Regions from separate parts of the Mus musculus genome. Here region 1 is linked to region 2. Evidence: chromatin loops called from intact Hi-C (ENCODE). Cell type or tissue: heart. All regions are shown on one strand. Links, peaks and the distances in the headings refer to the core of each region. The heading gives the core; the rest is flanking DNA. Region 1 holds the start of 5430403N17Rik (RIKEN cDNA 5430403N17 gene). Region 2 overlaps Gm38414 (predicted gene, 38414).

Region 1 (5,383 bases), core at 260-5,259, 280 kb after region 2:
TCCATACTGAGTTATGACCCACTGGGCTTCAAAATTCCAAGAAGCCATACCTCTGCCATAGAGTACCTGTGGGCGGGACCTTCGAAGCCTGATCTACCTTTCTAGCTAATAGGAAGGGAAAGCAGTGACATTAATTTACTGTCCTGTAACCACTATAACTGTTGAGGTACCCAGTAGAGGTTAATCTGACCAGTGCAGAAGTCTAGAGGGCACCTCTGGTGTATACAATGAGATAATAGCTAACCTTTGCTGAGCTTTTAACTCTGAGGCCTAGGTAACACCAGACACACTCTGTGGTGGTGAATCTTGATTAATCAACTTGACTGGACTAAGATAAATGCCCAGATGAGAGAAATAGAGCTGTGGGTGTGTCTGTGAAGATGTTTCTAGAGACAGGTCCTTGGGCCTAGTTGGACCTAATAGATGAATCCTTTGCACTCACACAATACAATGCAATGAAGGGAGTCTAACAATGACAGCATTATTGGGAGGCGATAACAGGGAGGAGCTGACTCCTCGTTGGAGGAAGTGGGGCCCTGGAGTGATGTTCTTAGATATCAAAGAGAAAGATGTGGATAGATCTTTCTCTTGCCCCTTCTAGAAACCTGTCTTTCTGGGCTTCCTGGCTGCCGTGAGTTTAAGGGCTCTGTTCCACATGTTCCTGCTGCTAAGATTGTCCTGCCACACTGTAGGCCCCAAATCAATGGCAACAGCCACAGTCGACAAAATCCCCCTGAAACTGTGAGCCAAGGTAAATATTTCCTCTCTGTGACCTGTTTCTGTCTGATGTTTGTTAACAGCCCCCCCACACACACACACACAAAAACCAGTGACTACATTCTACCCTTCCCAATCACCCTATGAGGAAGCCGACAATGTCCCCACTGCCCAATGTACAATAGGAACACTGAACTCCTGAGAGTTATTATCACATTAACAGGGCATGGTCTTCTGTATCTACTCTCTTTCTGCACTCCTGATTCAGACATTATTAAGCATAACAAACATCTAACATGATTAAAACCACACTGTCATAAGCCAGTTCCTTCTGAAGCACTGAAGCAATACTATGCAAGAGACAGTTTATAGTATAATCAGAAAGGTCATGCAATATCCTAGTAATTTCTCATAATGGAATCTGGTATGGTCAAGCTACTAGTAGTTATGTTAAAATATCCAGAAGAAGAAAAAGAAATCCAAGATGGCAGCATGGTGTGCTTTTTCCTTGGATGGCTAAGATGGTTTAACAAAAGTAGACTGAGCTGCACTTCAAGAAGTTGCACAAGCTTACTCTGGCCTCTCCTTCTAAACAACTTTGACAGCTCCTTCTGACCCTGTATCAGTTCAAACATTTAAACAGAAAGACACCCGTGAGCACCTCGAGAAGAACAGCCCTGAACTCAACTTTTTAAAAATTATATCTAAAATAACCAGAAAAGCTGCAGTTATTCTGAAAATGTTTGTGCTGGGAGCTCTCGGTCTCTTGGCAACAGCAAGGCACCCAAAGGGGGGGGTAGGAATCAGGAAGCTGTTGCCAGGAGAGGACCGTACACTTTCTGTATGCAGAGGAGGGCCAAGAGTTGGGAGGGATGGTGGGCACGGAGAAGTGTTTGTGGAAGGACCAGTGTAGTCCTGTAGACGGAGGCCTAAAGGGAAGAGAATTCCTGGGAAGCTCAAAACCTATATTAGTTCTCTGTAACTGGAGATTGGTGCTCCAGAAAGGGTGGAACTGAAGGCAGAGACAACCTGGGGATTCATTCCTTGGCCAGCAGGAAGCCATTAAAGTGTTTTTGGTAAATGCTAATTGTATCTATTTGCTGGATTTAGTTTAAGGATTCATGTTTATAATGTGCATTTAAAGCCTTAAAAGAAAAAAGAAAAAAGTGTTTATATCTCCTCTCCCAGATGACAAGTGTGAACACCATCCTTAACAGCTCAGCCGACTCCAGGATCTTTCAGCTCTGAAAGGCCTCCAGACCTTCCCTCCGAAGAAGTCTAAATCATCCACTAAAAGGCTATCTGTCTTAAATAGCCCGTGCTCACTTGCCTGTAAACGACTTCAGTGGAATCATACCTTCAAATATGCTTTCACCCATAAGTTCTGTAAAACAACCAAACCATCACTGGATTGTCAACTTTCTATAATGTCCCAGGCTACCCCGTAACAAGGAGCAAGGGTGTACCTAACATCCGCTAATAATTTGCCAACCACACAACAAACCATGCAGCTTGTTATCCACAGACTTACCATGCAGCAAAGCACACCTGTAAGAAACACCAGGCGAAGTATGGAAAAACCCACTGTTGAAAGGAAAACAAACACACAAAAAAACTGAACCCCTGTAGTATGCCATTGTATTCAAAGCTTTGCCAGAAAGAAAAGAACACACACACACAGACACACACACACACACAGAGACACACACACACACAGACACACACACACACACAGAGACACACAGACACACACACACACACACACACACACACACACACACACACACACACACGAGTATTATCTCACCTTCCCCTTTTCTTAGCCTTATGGCTGGATGATTAAGATTGCCTCTTTCTAGAAGATTTAGGAATGCCTATTCATCTAACAAATTTGACTTAGCTTCTGTTTTGATCTGAGCATTGTGGTAGGCACCCTAAAGAAAGGAATTAATAAGTGCCATTGCCTGCCTTTGAATTGCTCACCATGACAAAAGGAGGCGCAGACAGCAGTAACCAACCTGTCCAAACACACAAGGCACTACTGGAAACTATGAAATATATGTTGTCTCCAGGGTCAGGATCATAATTTTAAAATAAATAAATAAATAAACAAACAGGACTTCCCAGCTGCAAATCCTCATAAACAATCCCTTTCCCCCAGGACAACAGTCAATCTTTGGTAAGAAAAACAGGAAGCATCCAATTCAGGCTCCCGGTGGAAGGATGCAGGCTGAATATTCATTAGGGTGGGGGGTGGATGGGAGCAGGAGAAGGGAAATGGCAGGCAGCCAGGGACGCTCACTGCATCCCATCTCTCAAACTACCGAGATGTGGGTTTTTTTTTTCCCCTACAGCCTCCTTGGAAGAAGGACAGTGAAACTGTCCTGTTGTGATATGAAATATGACCACAATAACTAGGTTAGATAATAAACTATTCTTTATTTGCTAATAATTGTCAGCTCACAGGGTCTGTACACGTATTAACACTGAAACATTAAAAAAAAAAAAAAAAGAAAAGAAAAAAGAAAGAAACGTTTGCTTTCCACGCCGTCGTCGCCTAAGGGGAATAAAAAGAATTCGGAGGCTGCATAAAACTGTAATTATGATGCAACACAGCCAGGAGAGCTAACAAAGAATCTGCTTTCCCTTTGTGTTGTTAACTGAGTTAGTTCTTCCAACTTTCTGCTGCTGACAATGGTAACACTGGGCTTCGCTGAATGCTGGGTGGACAGGTAAGCCTGGGGGCAGGTGGCCCGAGGGGGAATGCACACAGCTGTGCTATAAGGCTGACTCTAGAAGGAGGATGGTCATCATTTTCCCTTCATTTCTCTGAAAAGGAAAGGAAGACATGTTTATGAGCAGTATAATTAACAGCTGGGTACCTTGTTGAATTAAGACATTATCACTGGATGAAGTTTTTTTAAAGGGGCAGCTAAAAAACTCCAAAGGCGAGTGACATGCTATTTCTCCTTTGGTGAAATTAGCCAATTAAAGTCAGATTTAGATGTGTGTGTGTGTATATATATATATATACACAAACACAGGTTTATTGCAAAGCTGCTGTCAGGTGTGTTCACTGGCCCCAATGACTGAGGCCATAAAAGTCACCATGGAAAGGGAAAGAGAGCAGAGGGGGAAGAGAAAACTCAGAGAAAGAGAAGGAGAGAAAGGAGAGACCAAAATGTCTGGATTACATAGGGAAGAGCCTCTGACAGAAGGGCAGCCCAGTCACTGGGCTGAAAAGTTCCGGGTTGGGAGCAGGGCATGCCATGTAGGGACTGAGGGATGCTGGGAGAACATGGACACCAGGTCTGCTTTGGTATGTAAAATATGTCCTAGGGTATGAAATCAAACAGTGACCCAGTGGGGAAGAAAAACGGACTTTACGATAAGAACTGAAAAATACTTGCTGGCAATGTTGAAGTAGAAGTTAAATGTATTTGGCTGAATTTCATAAAGGAAATCAATGTTCCCATTAGCTAAATCTAAGGTCATCTGAGTTCGTTTTCTAGTCCTTGACAATGTATAAGCTCCAACACCCCCATTCTTTCAGAGTGAGTCACAGCTGCCTCACCTTCCTTCCACCCCGCCTCTAGCCAGCATCCTTCCAACTCCCAGATGTGCACACAACCCTTTGTGTTCAGGTTTTTCCTCCCACATCTTCCTGGGGGAATAGGAGAGGGTGTGGCAGTGCTGGTCTGATTCCCTTACAGTTCCACTCTGGGGTCAGTCCCTCCTCTAGCTTTTAATGGGTGGCCATTCACACCGTGCTGGTTCCAGTGAGGTGGAGAAAGTTCCATGAGGCAATGCCACTACATCTGATATCACCTCCTCCCCAAATGATACTCAAGTGAAACTTCCCTCTCTCCCCACCCCCACAATATGTAGACAAAACCAATGTCTTCCTTCTCCATCCAGACTCATAAGTAGAACCTGGATATGAAGGAGACCCGAGAAAGCCATCAGCTGGAAGCAAACAGTAGTGTGGTATTGAAAAATACAGAGAGGTGTGAAATGTTGTAAATAGTTTGGGCAATGAGAAATAAACCCTGGAACCACACACATGCTAGGCAAGGACTCCATCCACTCAGGAATTTTGATTTGGTTGATTTGGTTGATGAATGCAAGGATCAAGGGCTTAGTATCTACACTTTTTTGAGGTTCCCTAACTCCCTTTCCTCATATCCTTCTGTCTTAGCCCTTCATATTTGCTTTCTCAAAAAGGGTACCATCTCCAGAAAGGAAAGATGAAGGTTACAGAGCTCTATAACAGAGCCCCAATGGGTTCTGTCTTCAAATAATAAAATATGTGCAACATGGAGGGGACTTCTCCACAGTCTTTCTGGTACTTTGAATGAGAATAGCACCCCCCCCCCAATATAAGCTCATGTATTTGTACTGTTATCACCAGTGGTATTATTTGAGAATTAGAAGGTGTGGTTCTCTCTCTCTCTCTCTCTCTCTCTCTCTCTCTCTCTCTCTCTCTCTGCCTATGGATCAGGATGTAGCACTCAGCCTACTACTCCAGCATCATGTGTGCTGCCATGATGATAACAGGACTACACCTCTGAAACTGTAAGCTAGTCCCTAATTGAATGATTCCTTTTCTAAGAGTTGCCTTCGTCATGGTGTCTCTTCACAGCAATAGGGCAGTAACTATGACAGT
Region 2 (5,383 bases), core at 278-5,277:
AGCCATCACAGCGTGCACATGTATATGTATGTGCACCACACGTGTGTCTGATACCTAAAGAGGTCAAAAGAAGATATAATAGCCCCAGGAAATGGAGTTACAGATGGCTGTGAGCCACTATGTGCATGCTAAGAACCAAACTCAGATACCATTTGCGGACAGTGGGTGTTCCTCTCCTGGGGCCCCTGGAGTTGTATTCATGATAAAGTCCTTCACCTTTTATGACAGGAGAGTGTCACTGCTAGGAAGACAGAAGCTGTACCTCTAAAAGAGTCTTAAGAGGGCTGTGAAACTGGAAAATATATAAGCAATTACTTTCCAATGTAACTTCCAGACTGATTTTTTTTAAGCAGAATGATTATGAAAGCCAGGCATATTCCCATGATTACAGTAAGTGATCTGTGAGATAGAAAACTATCTTTTGATCCGGTCATAAGTAGTTGTAAGTAAGCCATGCTTAGGCAGAAACACTGATCAAAGTCTGGAAATTGGCCCTGGGTGCTTTTGACAGCCCCTTCCTATTGTCATCCCAGTCTGAGGTTCTTGGCTCACTACCTCCCTGGCTTCCTCTTTCCCTATTACCCGAAGACATTCATGGAAGAGCTGGGGGTCACAACAGAGGCCAATGATAATAAGAACAAAGAATTTGGAGGTGTGAAGACCAGTAAGACAAAACTTTGGTTAGGAAGGTAAATTAGTTTACCTGTTATTTGTGAAAAAACCAAACCAAACCAAAAATGATTTGTGATATGGAACAGGAAAGTGAAAACGCTTGTATCATTTCTATGACTGTTTCTTATATAGATCACCAGAAATTGGCCCCTTTCACCCACACACCCAATACAGATAAAGGTTTATAAAGTTAAAATAAAAAACAAAACAAAATAAAACAACTTTAACATGCTGCATGCAAGTATGCAGTATTTTATAAAGCCCTGTCTTAGCTAGGGTTTTATTGCTGTGAACAGACACCATGACCAAGGCAACTCTTATAAGGACAACATTTAATTGGTGCTGGGTTACAGGTTCAGAGGTCCAGTCTGTTATTATTAAGGTGGGAACATGGCAGCATCCAGGCAGGCATGGTACAAGAGGAGCTGAGAGTTCTACATCTTCATCTGAAGGCTGCGAGCAGAATACTGGCTTCTAGGCAGCTAGAATGAGGGTTTTAAAGCCCACACCCACAGTGACACACCTACTCCAACAGGGCCACACCTTCTAATTGTGCCACTCCCTGGGCCAAGCATATACAAACGATCACAAGCCCTAAAAAGCTCAGTTAACACCCACTCTGGAAGCCTATTCTATCTACTGTTATGTGTTTACCAGGAGAAAAGAAGGCATACATCTAACTAAACTTTGTGTGTGTGTGTGAGTGCTCCCTGTGAGTGCTCCCGGCCATCTTACCTATTGAAACATTAAACTGGAAGCCACAGAGTTCATCAAAAGATGATGAGGACTGTAACTGTTGCTATCGATGATAGGTTACATACAATGTACTATTCCAAAAGGGAAAAAACAAAAAGCTGCAAGAAAATATTTCAAATGCTTTCTCCATAAGGAAGTAATGGCTGTTTAATGAGATACATTTCCTTAATGTCATTTGATCCCAGCACAATATGCACATGTATCAGATAACTCACGGTACCCAAGTAATGGGCACAATTTGTTTTTGTCTACCAGCTTAAAAAAGAAAAAGTGAATGAACACTGGAAACTATGCTGCATTCATACAATGGACTGTCACCTGATAGTTGAAAGGAAAAAGCCATGGACACACAGAATAATGCATGGAGGCATGCATAGGGTCTGCACAGCTTCAAGCTAGACAGAGTCCAATAGTGAGAAGGGAAATGGATCTAACCCAGAAGTGATCGATAACAATTCATTTTCTTCAATGGAGTCTCACTAGATATATAAGGCACATTTAAGGGCACCCCCACCCCATGCTCAGGAGTAGATGGCGAACACACAAACACAAAACTTGATTTTTTATTTGTTGTTTGTTTGTTTGTTCGTTCCATATTGCTTTGTTAGGGCACCTTTTATCTTAGTTGTCTTTTTCTTGCATATTATATCTTCTGATTCCGTGTTTTTGTGGATTTTGTTTGTATGTGTGTGTTTCTTGTGTTCTGTCAATGTTTTTCTTTCCTTCCATATTTCTGTCTGTCTGTCCTTATTCTGGTTTGTTTTCTAGAGAAAAACAAAGGGAGGGAGAGAGAGATGGGGGAGAGTCAGATGGTTCGGGAGATGGGGGAGGGAAAACCATAATCAGATTACATGGTAGGAATTTTCAATTAAAGATAATAATAAAAGAAAATATGTCACATAAATGCATAGAAATCATAATCATTTTGCCAAATCCAGATACCCATAAACTGTGGGATGGGCAAATGTATTTTGCACTAAGAATACTGAGGTCATGTGGTACCCCACTGAAAGTGTCTGAGGGGTGTCAAAAGGGATTTCAGAAAACTTGCCAAGATTATTACAGCTCTTAATAACTAAACAAAGCCACAGTCTTTATCAACCAAAATAGCCACAACTGCTAAGGCCTCAGAGAACATCAGACAGTCATCTCATTGTGATGCGTGACTGGCAAGACGATCTCCAGGCAAGACATGACGACCTCCAGGGTTGGCATGTTCTACAAACATGAATGAAAATACATTTCCTTAGGAGTCTTCTGGATGCACGAAGTGGTTAAACAGTTAAGATTTGGATATTTTACCTCACGAGTGGTGTCTGTTGTTACTGTTGTTTGTAGTTCAATTCCTAGAACTGACCTAAAAGCTTGATTGTAGAGGCAGGTATCCATTATCCCATTCCTCCTATAACAAGAAGGGAGGTGCAGACAAGAGAATCATCTAGAAGCGTGTGAACTACCAGCTAGTCGGGTACTACCCTGCTCTGTGTCAGAAACAAGACCTTGCCGCAACAAAATGGGCAAGCAAGGGCTCTCCACAAATTGTCCTCTGATCTCCATGTGTGTACTCACCCTCTATCAAGATCTCAGAGTTTGCCAAGCACTGATGTTGCTAACTAGACTCCAGAGATGAGATTAAAGGCCTTCTCAGCCAGCAGGTTCTGCTCCGTTTTGGGAGTCTCCAGTTCTAGGTTCGTGCGTTTGTGCCTATGCACGCATGCTCTGGGGAAGCCGGCCTTCATTGTCTTTACTTCCTCTGACCTTTCTGGGGGATGGCAGCTGGGAAGAACTGGCAGCTGCAACCTTACCCTGCTTAGGCCTGCGAGAGAGTCCACCTCCGGATGCAGAGAAAATTGTCATTCTCAGCCAAAACAAACACTTTCCCATCTGGGAAGGCCACTGAGTGACAAGTGGCTTTTGATGTAGACATCACTGCCCCAGAGAGCTATTTATTTGGAAGCAAGAGGAGGAGGAGGAAGAAGCTTGAGTGCGGGGGAATTGAGCTATCATATCCGTACTTCTGGCAACAGGATCTTCAGGGCTCTGGGCTAAAGAGATTACTCTGGTCCCTTCAAAGTAGTTTCTGAAACCACTCTCTTCCTGTCATAGCTCTCACGTGGCTTTATGGGGGCCCCTGGAATGGTTTGTTTGGGTTTAGCTCGTTGTGACAGACAGGCCTGAAGACCAGAAATGGGAACGAAAGCAGTTAGTCTGAACTCCGCTGCCGACTGCAGTTTAAGGGCACGGGGAGTCCCAGGAAGCCAGAGAAAACCAAATTCCTTTTGTAAAAACGAACAGTGAGGGGCTCTGAAAGAAAGCACAAGTCACTGCCGAGAAATAAAAGTGTGTCTTTTAATGCAAATCCAAATCTGGGGAAACTCATACATGGGTTTTGTTTTCTTGAACTGGGAACGGTCATTTAAAATGACAATATTCCTTTAAAATGACAATATTTAAAGGTTTTGTCTCTGTCTGGTCCAGCATGTCTCTCAGCGTAAAGTTCTGCATTCTGAACTCACCCAGGTTTAGTGGCACCAGGATGGTTATATTTAGGAGAGTTGGGACAGTCTGAGCATAGCCAGGAGCATCCAGCAAGTTCAGCATAGTAATAACACTAAGATTTCCAGCGGAAAAAAATCTCATGGTGTAGATCACAAAGCAGACAGCTTAGACAGCACAAGGATATCTCTCTCTCTCTCTCTCTCTCTCTCTCTCTCTCTCCCCCCCCCCCTCTTTGTTCAGATAGCCTGTTTGGTGGGCAGCAAAATTGTGCATATCGTACATGCCGGGCAAAGAAACCACGTGGTCTCCCATCCTACTTGGAGTCGAACACAGAGAAGCCTGGGGGGGGGGGGGAGGGCAGAGCAGAGATGCTCAGGAAGCTGACTGTGGCATCGAGGCAGTTTGAATTCAGGCTTGCTGCCAAGGGTGTAAGGAAATATAGAAGCAGAGACTGATACAGGGGCTGGCAGGGCTGAGCTATCTCACCCAGCCCACAAGGCTATACAGGGTCTCAGAACAGGAAGAAGGTACAGTGGCAGAACAGGGGCTCCGGTGGAGGAGTCGGTCCAAGAGAGAACTTTGTTTCTTCAAGGTACCAGAGGGAAGGTCATCCGTGAAGTTAGTAGAATCATTAGAAAAACAAAACAAAACAAAACAAAACAAAACAAAACAAAACAAAACGAAAATGGTTCTAATAAAAGTAGCGTGTGAACTGGGCATGGTGCAGCACTTCTATGTTCTCATTGCTTAGTGTTACAGGAAATATTAAAAAATATTTTAAAATATAAAATATTAAAAATAAAATATAAAATATTAACAATAAAAATAGTAAAAATATTTAATATTTTCCATAACAGCTTAGGAGCTGAGTCAGGAGATCATGAGTTCAAGGCCAGCCTGGGCTGTATAACAGGACTTTCTCCTTTCAGAAAGAAGCTTTCCTGGGTATGCTGTCATCTCTCTTGTTCATCTCAGTGCCGTTTGCTTCAGAAAGATAGGTGTTGGCACGACATGCCTAACAAAATATAAAATCTCATCTGAGCTTAATGTTCGGTTGTTATTTTGAGATAGGGTCTTCTCTTCAGTCTAGACTGGCTTTGAACTCATAGCAAGCCTCCTGCCTTAACTCCCTAAATGCTAGGGTCACAGTGTCATCCTTGCAGTGGAAGCTGCCCAAGACGAGAAAAACAAGGAGCAACTTTAGCATGAGGACAGGGGTCTGTGGGTCCTGAGGAGTGTGCTGTCTTGTCAGAAACAACGATGATGCTGGATCTGATTATGGAAGACCTCATCTCTGGCTGAGCCTCACCACTTACCATGGGACTCTCTGGCAATTCAATTCCTCTGGGGCTCATTGTCCCGCTACCATGTAGGGATGCTGTCAGACCAAGGGGGATTGAGGGACACAAAGCACACGAAGGCACTCTGTCCACTGCAAACCTGGTATGGCTTGTGG

The links. Hi-C counts contacts between places; a loop is a spot of excess contacts. Peaks named below come from ENCODE experiments on the same cell type or tissue, not always from the same donor. Only the 100,000 strongest peaks of a DNase experiment are listed, where the experiment ranks them.
Region 1: it touches region 2 in a loop (2.4-fold over the local background); 1 of 42 quality-filtered maps calls a loop at or near these places.

What each region holds. Positions count from the first base shown.
Region 1 is chr8:35,880,919-35,886,301 of GRCm38, reverse strand. It overlaps 5430403N17Rik (RIKEN cDNA 5430403N17 gene), which reads left to right and starts at 3,345. Exons shown (of 3, transcript NR_046181.1): 1 at 3,345-3,449. In heart, for the core only: no CTCF peak of the experiment used is centred there; DNase peaks (open chromatin) are centred at 2,961 and 4,351.
Region 2 is chr8:36,157,194-36,162,576 of GRCm38, reverse strand. Gm38414 (predicted gene, 38414) reads right to left here. Exons shown (of 4, transcript NR_151736.1): 3 at 2,731-2,830; 4 at 1,543-2,646. Among named protein-coding and RNA genes, the nearest start is that of Gm38414, 3.9 kb to the right of the region's middle. In heart, for the core only: no CTCF peak of the experiment used is centred there; a DNase peak (open chromatin) is centred at 3,266; H3K27ac peaks cover 1,810 bases.